2 separate regions of the Homo sapiens genome follow, and region 1 is linked to region 2. Evidence: chromatin contacts called from ENCODE Hi-C or POLR2A ChIA-PET data. All regions are on one chromosome and are shown on one strand. The core of a region is the stretch at or near the end of the contact, and the rest is flanking DNA. Distances in the headings are between cores, read along the strand shown. Region 1 has its middle 20 kb from the start of KRT85. Region 2 has its middle 28 kb from the start of SMIM41-AS1.

Region 1 (6,223 bases), core at 1,135-3,634, 200 kb after region 2:
GAGCATGACAGGGCTGGGATGGTTCTAGGCAGTGGAGTCAGTCTTAGCTGAGATCACACAACTCCTCCAGAAGCTGAGACTGCTGAAGGCCAGGGTTGCCCTGACAAGCTATCAGACACTTCTGCTTTACCGTCTGCTTTATCTCGTGTCAGCTCCTAGTTCTTACACCCCTGTGCTGGGGGCTGGGAAAAGATTTAGAGAAGAGTTCCCTGTCTGGGAGGGATGGGACACACATTCAGGGTACAGACTGATGCAGAGATGAAGAGATAGGAACAAATGAAACAGGAGGAGCAAGGACAGCAGGGCTGGAGAGGAGGAGCCCGGAGCAGTCAGAGCTAGGACGGGGGGAAAGGGAAAGGCCCTGGAGAGGTATCTGAAAATGAATTGGCTGAAGCCATTCCAAGTATCTGATGAACTTGGATTCTTCCTTTATTTATTCTGCAGATAAACCATCAGGTTATCGTTCTGCAGGGCTCCACAATTCAAATACCAATGTAAATTTGGGTTTTCCTGAGTTATTTAGCTTGTTCATTACCTAGTCTAAACTCACCGGGTCACTGTACTTACCTTGTAGATACAGACAGAGTGAAGGGTGATTTTGACCTCAATCAATCCTGGTAATTCCAACCCTGCTTGGGATTCTTGGAAGTTCAGGTTTTACCATCTGGCTGGACCCAGCAGTGGGTCCTCATGTCCCTTGGGGTGAAGCAAATGTAGACACAATCCTCAGTGTGCAGGCGTCAAGGTCTGTCTCCCACTCTGGGGGTGTGCGGGCTGGTAATTATAGAGCTGAGTGCTTACTGTAGCCCCAAATGACCATGGAATTCAAAAGTTATGAAAACAGGCCGGGCGCAGTGGCTCATGCCTGTAATCCCAGCACTCTGGGAGGCCGAGGTGGGTGGATCACCTGAGGTCAGGAGTTCAAGGCCAGCCTGGCCAACATGGTGAAACCGCGTCTCTACTAATAATACAAAAAAAATTTAGCTGGGTGTGGTGGTGGGCGCCTGTAATCCCAGCTACTCAGGAGGCTGAGGCAGGAGAATCGCTTGAACCCGGGAGGTGGAGGTTGCAGTGAGCCGAGATCACGCCACTGCACTCCAGCCTGGGCAACAAGAGCGAAACTCCGTTTCAAAAAACAAAATAATAATAAAGTTATGAAAACCATGCTCTGGGCTCTGGGAACTCTGGTCTTCTTTGTGGGGGCAGGGCTGCTCCTGGGCTACAATCTCACAGGCAGGAGGAAGAGGGCTGGGCTGCTGGAGGAGGGTGGGGGAATGGCTTGAAGAAGGGGTTGCTTCTAGGAATTCAAGTCCTTGGATATTGGGGCAGGGGGAATAAAACCTCATGGGGGTGGCTTCATAGAGCTTTGTGTTTTGTACAGTGTAGAATTTAAAGGCTCTGTGGAATATCTGTCTGTTTTTAAATAGTTCCACAAATATTTATTGAGTGACTCACTGCACTTCAGGTGATTTAGACCAAGACACAAAGAGATTAAATGTCTTGCTTCAGGTTTTGCAGCAACTTCAGTTAAGCTGGGACCAGATACCAGGGACCTGGACTTCAAGTCCAGTGTCCTTCCAATGGGTTCTTTGTGGCTGGGAAATAGAAGTCCAGAGAGGCAAAACCTCTTCTCCAAAGGCACAGAGAAAGGAGAAAACCAGGGAGTTTGGCACACCTGGGCTCTGGCCTGGCCAGGTCCTCAGTCCCAGGGGCCTTTCCACCTGGGTTGTTTCTCCTCAGGTATGAAGAAGAGCTGGCCCTCAGGGCCACAGCTGAGAATGAGTTCATGATGCTGAAGAAGGTGAGTAACTGTTCTCACATGGGAAGAATTAAATCCTGGACACCGGACGCTCTGATGCTGTGGGCCCTGTCAGGTTCCCATTAGCCCAATTGTTGGTGGTAAGGTACTGGAGCCCCTGGCACAAGAAGGTGGGTTAGTTTGGTTGCAGAAGCCATCATAGAGCCCATGCAGGAATCCAGACAGTGCCGATAGAGCCTTCATAAAAAGAAAACCTCACCATGCTCCTGCTTGACTTTTTTTAAACTACTGGATTGGCTGAAATGTTCAATTTTAATTCCGTCTTGGTTTTTTGCGGGCATTGCCTCCCCCTGTTATCCAAGACTAGGGGTTGGTTCTCAGCTTGTTAATGATTTCAAAGTGTGACCATCATTCAGTGCAATTGGTGATGATGGAAAAGCCCTGGGGAATAAAACTGTGAATGGTTTCCCTTTTGTTTCATGTTGCTGAGTGAAAGTGCATGTGAATGTTCTTTAACAAGTAATGTGCTTGCTTGCCAGCCTCCTTATTTGTGAGTATCACAGGGTGGAGTGAAGGCTGGTGACAGATCTGCCAATAGAGGCTTGGCCTTGGTCTCAGGCAGGAGAGTCAGCTATTTGAGTGCTGGTGGTTTCCTGGCCTGGGCTCTGAGGACAACCTACAGAGAGGCTCTGTGACTGTCGCATGCTTGTACTCTGTGGGTCAGTCTGGCTGGGAGGCAGCAGCCTGACGTTCTGGGCCGTGGTATGAGGCTTCCTTCTTTGGCAAGGTCCTCGGCTCTCCACTTCATTTCCCCAAGTGGTCTCATTTATGCAATGGGAGGTAACGTCACTGGCAGACAACAAAGGCTCTGTCCCTTCTAGGGGGTCCCTGAAGGTGAAGATCAGAAGTCTAGGTTAGACTTGTAAGTGAAGGGTGGCTGGGCAGGGTCAGGCCAGAGGCAGAGAGGTGGGCCAGGAGGTGGCCTCAGGGCCCGCTGAGGAGAGCCGAGGCTCAGGGGCACAGCGAGGGGGACAAAGGTCACTCCACATCCTCTTGTGTCTATCTCCACCAGGATGTAGGCTACACCTATCTGCACGAGACGGACCTGGAGGCCAACGTGAGCCGCTGAAGGAGGAGTCAGTCTTCCTGCAGTCCCTCTACGGGGAGGTAAATCTCTCCCCATCTCTGGAAGAGCAAGTGAGAGAGGAGACAGGGGAGGGTTTCCTTGGAGTGTGGCCTGTCCTGGTTCCTGGGTTCTAGGAAAGCTGTACATTCTTGACTCTCCTAGGCCTGGATATTTTTCCTTATGTGACCAGAGGGGATTTTTCTCTTGTTCGGGTGGAACTGGGTGATGCCCTTCCTTTAAGATGATTTGAAAGAAAGTGGTTAATTCCCATGTCATGAAGTGGAGATCTGACAATTAATTTATTAATTTAGGTAGTGTAAAAACCCAAGCAGATAATCCAGGCCTCTCCCTCTGGCCACAATCTGGTTGATTAGATTTGTGCATAGAGCTATAGCTGATCTGGATTATTCAGGCCCCAAGGCGGGGTGAGCCGGGGTGACGGCATACACATAAATCCAGCTCTGTTGATCCCTGTATTAGTAGAATTCCACGTTACTCATTGCTTTGAGGCCACAGTCCCAATTCCAGCCTTTTCCTCTTAGAACTACAGTTTTTAAATTTTCCTGACTTGCTGGTAGTTTTCTAATTTCAGAGTTGGGATATTTTTTTTTTTTTTTAATTTCCTGAGAAGATAGGATCAGAAGGGGATTTGGAGTTGAGGGCACTGGTTGCTGTCTTCTACAGGAAATCTGCCTCCTTCAATCACAAATCTCTGACACCTCCATGGTGGTGAAGATGGACAACAGCTGGGAGCTCAACATGGACTTGGTTGTGGCTTAGATCAAGGCTCAGTATGATGATATTGCCAGCTGCAGCCGGGTGGAGGCTGAGACCTGATACCAAACCAAGGTAGTCTGGAGGGCAGGGCAGCCCCACTGAGACAGGAGGATAGCTGTGAGCCTCGAGTTTCCCTGGGAAACGCACTCCTGCACTCTAGAGGGGCTGCCGCTGAGGTCCTGGGTAGAGCAGGGCCAGAAGGCGGGAGAGCTGTGGAACAGTAGGCTGGCTGATTGGGTCGGGGACAGCAGCCTCTAGCCATTGTTTCTGCGTGTTTGCCTCTCAACCTGCAGTGCGAGGAGGTGAAGGCCACAGTGACCCAACAGGGTGAGAACCTCCGCAGAACCAAGGATGAGCTCAACGAGCTGAACTGCATGATCCAGAGGCTGACGGCAGAGGTGGAGAACGACAAGCAGCAGGTTGGGGGGCGCCGAGACCCCGCTCCATACACCTGCCACTTCTTGTCTGGTTCCTGCTTCCCTCCTATCTTCAGGGACTGCTACCATTTGGAGAGGCGTGTATTTGAACTGTGCCAGAGTACACTACTATAATCAGCATGCAAGGGCTCCTGTTCCAACACCCACTATTATCAAACTTCCAAATTCTTGTGGATCTGATAGGTGTAAACTGGCACCTAATTGTTATTTTAATTTTCATTTCTTTGGTTAAGTAGTGATATCAAATCTTTCCTCATACACTTACTAGTTATTTGTATTCCCCTTCTAAGACCTGTCTACTCATATATCTGCCCATTTTTCTATTGTGGTTCCTTCCTTTTTTCTTAGTGATTTGCAGTATTCCTTTGTCCATTCTATCTGGATTGTAAGCCTTTGTCAGTACACATATTGCAATTAACTTTCTCTCAGTCTATCACTTGTCTGTTTGTCCTTTATTGAGCCCAAATCTTTAAGCTGGATGTGCCCAAATCCATCTTAAGTTCTTCCTTTAATGGTTTAGACTTAGAAGGTATTGAGGTAATAGAGGTAGCCTCTTAAATTTCTCCCCCCGTTAGTTTTATAGTTTTACCTCTTGCATTTAGGTCTGTGATCCATCTGAACTTTATTTTTTTTTTTTGTATACACAGTGAGTAGGGTTCTAAATTAATTTTTCTACATATCATAAGAAAATAGATTATGTAATCCATCCTTTCGCCAGTGATTTGTAATACTACCTCCAGCACAACACAGTGCTCCCACACATGCCTGGCTTAATCTCTGTCTTCTGCCTTCTGAGTTGCTGTTCTTCATCACTGCACAGGATGTATCATTAGTAATTTGTTGTGGTTAAGACCTGAGTAATGAAATATGCGAGTGGTTTACTTTTTAGATGTGAAATTAGAGAAGATTCGAAGTTGTCCCGTGATAACAGTGCTTTTGTTCATTTGCTTCTGATATGCTTTCTTAAGCGGGGTGAAGGGAGGGGCTGTAGTTAGTGTGTCCGGAGTTGTTGCACATGGGAGCTTCTTTCAGCAAGATGATCTCAGCAGGCCAAAGAGTGAGACCCTGCACAGTGGCCTTTGAATACCTGAGCTTGGTGCTAATTAACTGCATAGCTTAGGGCAAGTCACAGCTTTTTGGAGTCTTAATTTCTTCATTTGCATAATGGGAACAATAATGCCTGTAGTGACAAGCTTGCAGAATAACTTTGAAGGTCAAATAAGATAACATCTATGAAAGTACCTTGTAAACGAACAACGGTATATACAAGTATAAGGTAATATCACTAATAATGATCATTCCTATTTCAGTGCTAACATTTCCTCCCTCTAATGGCTCACCTGCCAAACTCAAGTCAGTTTTATGATAAAGTGTACAAAAATGAAGGAAAAAAATCCAAATGGGCCATGTCCCTGCCTAGTTAATTTTCCATTTATATGTATTTCTTTTAAATAGTATTAAGTTTAAAAATTAACCGTTTTGAATGGAGATAAAATAGGATGACCAAGGCCACTGGAGACCCACCAGAGTCCCCACAACCTGCACCCTTTTTAAACTCCTTCCCTTCTGTCCATCCCCACAGCGCTGCAAGCTGGAGGCTGCGGTGGCCCAGTCTGAGCAGCAGGGTGAGGCAGCCCTCAGCAATGCCCACTGCAAGCTGGCTGAGCTGGAGGACGCCCTGCAGAAGGCCAAGCAGGACATGGCCTGCATGCTCAAGCAGTACCAGGAGGTGATGAACTCCAAGCTGGGCTTGGACGTGGAGATCGCCACTTATCGCAAACTGCTGGAGGGTGAGGAGATCCGGTGAGGACAGGGGCTCCAGGGTCCCTTCAGGTTCCTACTCAGAGCTGGACTGAAATATTCCAGGCAGAGAATGTTCAAACTGGGAAAGACTCTAGAAATCATGGACTCCAACCATGTCCCCATTTTGCAGATAGGGAAACTGACATCAGAGAGGGGAAGGGGCTTGCCCAAGAGCACAGCCAGTTAATGGCTCACCTAAAATGTACCAGTCTCTGGGCTGGCCACCAATGCTCTTCTCCCTCCTGCACGGCCCCTCAGGCTGGAATCTGGATCTCATTCCAAGGCCACTACTTTACCCTCTTGACTGAAAGGATGTTTCTG
Region 2 (6,086 bases), core at 3,270-5,769:
AGCAAAGTGCCTAGCACATAGTAAGTGCTCAATTAATGGGAGTTGATAGAACCTGTGTCCTCAGTGTGTGTCCTCAGGAGGGCTCTGCAGGGCACTGAGGCCCGGTGGAGAGAGGGTGGGCGGGTAATGACAAGCACAAGGGCAGGAAGGGACCTTAGCAGAGGCTTATCTGCACTAAGCCCATTTTGAGAAGAGAAGACTTGCACGAGCATGGGGCAGAGGCCAGACAGGGGGACAGTGGGCCATAAGGAATCTCCCCGCTTCCCTGCCATGTCCCTTGACTAGCCAGAGCTTCAGACGTGAGTGTCCCCCTCCTGCTGGCCTCCACCAGGAAGCTGCTCAGGTCCCTCAGACCCAACATGTCTGAGATGAGCTCTTCAGCCGCCTTCCCAGCCCCTTGGTCTCCCCAGCCAGCCAGTCCCAGAAACCTGAGAGTCGCATGAGATCCTTTCTTCATCTCCAGCCCCTGGCCCCTCCATCACTGAGCCCGAGGCAACATCTACACTTTGGCCACGCTGCCTGCCTCTGGCCACTGTGTTTTTGCTAGCGTGGTGCCAGGCCTGACCTCCTCTCTTCTCTTCCCCTGGGTCATGCCCTCTAATTTGGGCCTGGGTGCTCAGTAAGTTCTAGAAGCAGTGGGTGGCCAGGGGGTCTGGGGCACGGAGGACTCTTTTTTTCTGGTCTGGGTCCTGGGTTGGGTCCTTGTCCCCTATGTGTCCCACACCTGTCAGCTGGGGGCGCTCCTGCCCCACAGAACCCCAGCATCCTGGCTCCAAGTGGGGGTGGGGAGCCTCTGGAGCCTCTCCCGGCAGCTGGGCCTGCTTGGCCTGCCCGGCAGGTCTGGGTGTGGGTGGAGAAGGCCAGGAGAGGGGTTGGGGAGGAGCACGTCTGTGTGTGGGTACAGGCCTCGGGGTGTGGGGGTACAGGAGCTGGGTGGGTGTGTACATGCAGCTTAGCTGTGTGTGTGTGTGTGTGTGTGTGTGTGTGTGTGTGTGTGTGTGTGGTGTGGGCAGAGTTCATGGTGTGGGTTCTGTGGAGCCTGGGGACCTCACGGTAGGATTCCTTGGACATAGGTGAAAGGCTGGGCCTGGCCTCGTTTGCCCTCCAGCTCCTTCCCCAGGGCTCCCCACCTCATCACCCACTGGAGGCAGATCTTCAGCAGGCTCCTTTGGAGGGCGAGCTTTGAGGTGTAATCCCCACTCTTCACCTTGGTTCATCCCTAAAACGGTTGTAGCCTCAGTGTCCTTGTAAGTACAATGGGGAGAAGGACACCAATGTTGCAGGACTGTTGAAGGGACAGTGGGAAGCACCTAGGGCCTGGCCTCCACACAGTAGCAGGAGGGATGGAGGTGTCACAGCTGTGCCAGGCAGCAAGAGCTGCGCCCAGAGAGGCTGTGCCCTCAGGAAGCTGGAGGGCTGGAGGGTGGCAGAGGCCCACCACAAAGCTGTGGGGTAGGGGCGGGGAAAGGGCCATCAGACCACAGAGCACAGTGGTCCGGGCTCAGAGAGGGGACGCTCCCCTTGTAGGAAAGACAAGATTTCACCAGGGAGTGCACTCCAGGCCATGGGCGGCCTAGCAAAACCAGGGAGGTGGAAGATGTGGGACCTCCTGACAGCAATAGCGGTCTGGTGTGGTGAGGATCTGTGGGGGTCAGGCTGCTGGGTGGGATGGCTGAGTGTTGGGGCCTTGACCGTTAGTGAAGAGCCCGTAGTGGAGGGCGGGGCCCAGGCAGGGAGACCAGCTGGGGTGGGGCTAGGGGCCCGAGTGGTCAGCAGGCAAGAGGGGCCGGGGCCTGGGCCTGGATGGCAGCTGGAGGGGAGAGGTTCACTGGGAGGAGAATCTCCTTTTCCTCTTGGACTGCATCGTAGGGAATCGAGGTTAGATGACTAGAAGAACTTCCTGGCGCAGATCTGGGGAAGCCCTGGCCCAGAGGCCTGGCCTTTACCCATCCCTGGATCCTCTGCCTCTCCCCAGCTCCCACTGTCCTCAGACACCCCTTGCCCCTGTCTGGGATTCTGGGGGTGAGCCCCGGCCTGGCCGAGGCCTGCTGCAGGGTGAGAGTTATGTTCCAGCTCCATTGAGTGATAAGTGCCACACTGCGACCTCTCTGGGTCTTCCCTGCCCACTACGGTGGGGGCGTGGGGCCCCTGCTCCATGGGCTGGGCTTCTGACAGGACAGTGGCAGGCCAAGGAAAGGACCTACCAAGCCCACCTTGGCTTGAAGGCTGAGGGGGTGAGAGAGGGCTGGGCGGGCCTGGTGAGTCTGGGGCACCTGGGCCTGCCTGCGAGGGTCCCTGAAGCATTGTGACAGTGACTGCAGCAGGAGGACTTCAGGCTGAGGCTGAGGGAAGAGTCCCAGCAGCTTCCTGGGAAGCAGAGGAGGGTGCTGAGCTCAGCTTGTGTGTCCCTGAGTGGCAGGCCTGGGCTTTCTGGGAATGCAGCCTGGGCCTGAGGGCAGGCGAGGGAGGCCAGCCAGGGGTCCTGCACCACCGCCCCCACCCACTGCCGGCCCCAGTCTGGCTAGGAGAGTGGGGGGTCTCCATTTCAGCCTGCTGGGCCTTTAGAGTAGGGCAGGGACTGGGGTGCTCTGGGGGCGGGGCAGGATCGAGGGGTGTGGGGTGAGGGGGAAGATGAGTCCCCTGGGCGTATTGGAACCCATGCCAGGGGCCTGGGTTTGACTCCCTCCCCTAAGGTGCGCATTCCCAGGGCCTGGGGGAGAGGAGTGGGCTTGGGGCTGTGTGCAGTGGGGCCCTGAGCTGGGAAGGCACGGAAGTGCCTGCTCTGACCCATCCCCCACCTCCGCAGGGCAGGCAGGCTGAGGCCTGAGTCTGAATGACCCCCTACAAGTCTTGCCATAAAGCCACTGGTGCTGGGAGGGCGTCTGCTGTTCTTAGTGGGGAACACGTCATGTCCCCAGCCCCTGTCCCTCTGTGTCAGCTCCCAGCCTGGGCGTGCACAGTCGGGTGCAGCAGAGGCTCCTGATGGCTGGACAGGGGGCCAGTGTGGGCGCAGTGTGGGCAGTCTGAGCACAAGTGGGGTTTGTGGGCAGTGTGGATGCTGGGGGGCTTAGCGGAGGGTTACTGGAGACGATAGAGGTGTGCGGTGCTCCTGGGCTATAGAATAGGGAGGAGGATTAGAAAGGGCCTGGGAAGGCAAGGCTTGGAGGGCTGGTTAGGTTTTGGAGCAGTGGTTGGGCTGACAATGGAATTTTGGGCACACAGATGATCTGAGAGGGGTGAGGGTCAGAGCTGGGGTTTAGGATGGGATTGGTTTAGGGCTGGGTTGTGAGGATGGAGTAGGGCTTGAGCACAGAGAAGCAAGTAGAGTTTGGGGCACAGTTCAAATTTGGGGTTAGGGTTGGGATTAGTACCATGTCAGATGAAGGGATGGATTCAGGGCTGAGGGTGAGGGCCATTTGCAGTTAGCACCGGGCACAGCTCGGGGTTGGGTGAGGCTGGGTCAGGGCGAGGGCTTCTGGGGTAGGATCAGGTGCGTGGGGCCTGCTGAGAGTGTCCGAGGATCTGCTCGTTCTGCCCTGTGGTGTCCCTGATGGGCTTTTTCTCCCTTTTTGCAGGGTTGCTCTCAGCTATGGCCTTGGTTGGAGACCCAGCTGGTGGCCAGACCCCACCACCCTTTGGGTTTGGACCAGGGCTCCAGGAGGTGGCATCCTGCAGTGGAGCCCCAGACTCTCCAGGGATGGAGTATCAGCTGAAGCAGGGGCCCCCATTTCACACTGGAAAGGGCCTGGGGTTTGGGGTTCCCCCCTGCCGGGGAATCCAGGGTCCCCACCCCTGCCTGCTGCCTGCCCTCCTGCCTCGGCCTCACTCTGGGTCCTTGTCTGGGAACCTTAGCACCTTCTTTGAGCCGCTGGTGGTGTTGGCGCACTTAGCAGAGCAAGCCCTGGCCCCTTTCCTCACAAACCTCACTCCCAGGTCTAGGCGGGGAGGCTGGGCTGCTCCTCATTGTCTTAAGCAGAGCGGTCACCTGAAGGCCTGGCCGTCTCACCTTGTCATGATTCCTCCACATTTGAGAGTGACGGAGGGGCAGGGAGTCAGGGCTGTGTCCACAGTGTGTCCTCAACCCAGACTGAGCCAGGCCCATGGCTCTCACTGAGGTCCTCTCCTTCTGCCTTGGTTTCCCTCTGAGTCCAGCCCCATGGGGAAGCTGGGCTCCTGGGCCTCAGGCCTGATGCTCCCTGTGCCAGGGCCTGTCCCCTGCTACTGCACTGAGCTGGAGTCGGGGGCCTGGTTGTGGGCTTCTGCTCCTGGTCTCAGCGAGACCTCCAGGCTTCCTTGGGCCCAGCTCCTCATCTCAGCCGGTCGCACCTGGGCAAGTCCAGTCAGTGTGAGGGGCTACTTCGGTTTCCTCACTGTGGCAGGGATTGGGGGAGCTCCTGAGCCCTGGGCTGGGGTGGGTCCGGAGGGGTGGGGGCTCCTGGCTGGGCTGGGTGTGCCTGTATGTGACTCAGGCTGGATGCCCAGGCCCTGAGCTGGCGGCTTTGTTCTCCCACTGGCCGGGTAGGGTGCGTGCTGCAGCCCTGAGTCACCCGGGTGTGGCCGAGCTGCTGGCGGGACACCAGAGCCATACACCGCCACACTCACAGAGATCCACACACTGGAGCTCAGGACACGGCGCCCTGAGAGCGGAGGGCCCCCCTGGTGTGGGTGCCGTCACTGGTGCCTTTCCCTCGGTGGTGCTGTGAGACATTCCCAAGAAGCTCCTTGGTGACTAAGGGCCCTGTGCTCCTGGAGCAAACTCAGCTGTTTGCTGAGAAGGCCTTCCTTCTCTTCGTGGTTACTCCCTGGTTAGGGCCTGGAGGGGGACCTGCAGGCACAGCTGGAGACCCTGAGGGGCACACAGAGCCTTCCCCCGCTGCCTGATAAAGGGCATATGCAGGTGACCATGTGCCATCTGTCCAAACTGTGCACCCACTGGATCCTTGAAACAGTTCTGAGAGGAAGGTGCATTGTTCCCACTTTACAGATGCGGACACCGGGGTTGCTAATAGTTGTCCAGAGTCACCCGACTAGCATGTGTCCCACTGGGACGCTCCTCCTCAGGTGCTCTGTGTGGCCTGGTCCCGGCCCTTCCTCCACTTCAGTCCAGCTCACCACTAGGACCCCCTCGACACCACCCCTCGCTCAGTCAGGCAGGGGCCCACAGGGCCTGGGGCCAGATCTTCCCATGGGGAGTTGTGTCACTGTCCCTCCCAGGCATGGGGCCTGGCGCCCAGGCCCCTCCACTGCCTCTGAGGATGAAGACACAGGGCTCTGCTGGACTCCCTGGAGCGGCCCTGACCTGCTTTCTCTGGGCTAACAGTGGGAGGTCCTGGGGGACCTCCCTACTTGGGGGATCCAGGCCTCACTGCCCCCAGGGACAGCGCAGGAAGTGTGTGCATATCTGTGTGTGTGGGATGGGGCAGGAGAGGCAGCTTGGCTTATACCGGGTGTTGGGGGAAAGCAGTGCAGGTTCGGGGAACCTGGGCCCTGAACTGCATGTGGACAGCCCCCTCCCACAAGGGTGAGGATGGGCACACAGGGGCCCTGCATCCTAGGCCAGGCTTGGGTTCTCGGAGGCCAGCTGGAGCTCGCCTGCTTTTCTCAGGTAGACCAGGGTCTGCTACAGACCCTGCTGCCCCCAGAAAGGCCTAGCCTGGTGCAGTGGGGTGAGCGGGCGGGGTGTGGCCCCAGGAGCTGGCCCCACCCCCTGCACCACCCTGCTTTGTCAGAAGCTGTTTGAGGCAGAGAATAAAGCACCTTATTAGGTAAGAAATGCCTTCTGCCAGGTGGGGAGAGGCCAGGCCCGCCTCTGCCCCCAGGCCTGCCTGCCCCGCCCTGGCAGAACACCAGCTTCTGTGGCATCTCAGTCCTGGCCCGAGCCCAGCAACCCCACACCCCCTCACCCCATGGAGCTCCGGCCGTCCTGCCCCAGACTTGGGTGGGGGCACCTGGCATGGGGAAGCCTGGCCCTCCCACCTGGGAGGCAGAAGAGGCAGCCTCACGAGTGTCAGCTTGGGGGCTGTGTGACCTTGGCCAGGTGACCCCTCCTTCCTAAGCCTGAACTTTCTCTTCTATACAATCAGCGG

The links. A loop is a pair of places that touch in the nucleus more often than their neighbours do. ChIA-PET counts read pairs that join two places held with the same protein, here RNA polymerase II (POLR2A). Pooled maps may share reads with other maps.
Region 1: POLR2A ChIA-PET joins it to region 2 with 10 read pairs in BJ. The contact joins two enhancer-like sites. A Hi-C loop is called at or near these places in 1 of 168 maps with a recorded cell type or tissue (posterior vena cava) and 2 of 50 pooled maps. POLR2A ChIA-PET finds 5 or more read pairs at or near these places in 6 of 52 experiments (AG04450, BJ, H1 and 3 more).

The regions. Positions count from the first base shown.
Region 1 is chr12:52,344,432-52,350,654 of GRCh38, forward strand. It overlaps the pseudogene KRT89P. Among named protein-coding and RNA genes, the nearest start is that of KRT85, 20 kb to the right of the region's middle. RefSeq lists an enhancer at 2,726-3,225. Within about 2 kb of position 2,385, at least 6 of the 41 ENCODE cell types and tissues checked have a DNase peak (open chromatin) inside an H3K27ac peak, as active enhancers do.
Region 2 is chr12:52,142,957-52,149,042 of GRCh38, forward strand. No RefSeq gene overlaps it. Among named protein-coding and RNA genes, the nearest start is that of SMIM41-AS1, 28 kb to the left of the region's middle. RefSeq lists enhancers at 1,047-1,864, 4,409-4,703. Within about 2 kb of position 4,520, at least 28 of the 41 ENCODE cell types and tissues checked have a DNase peak (open chromatin) inside an H3K27ac peak, as active enhancers do.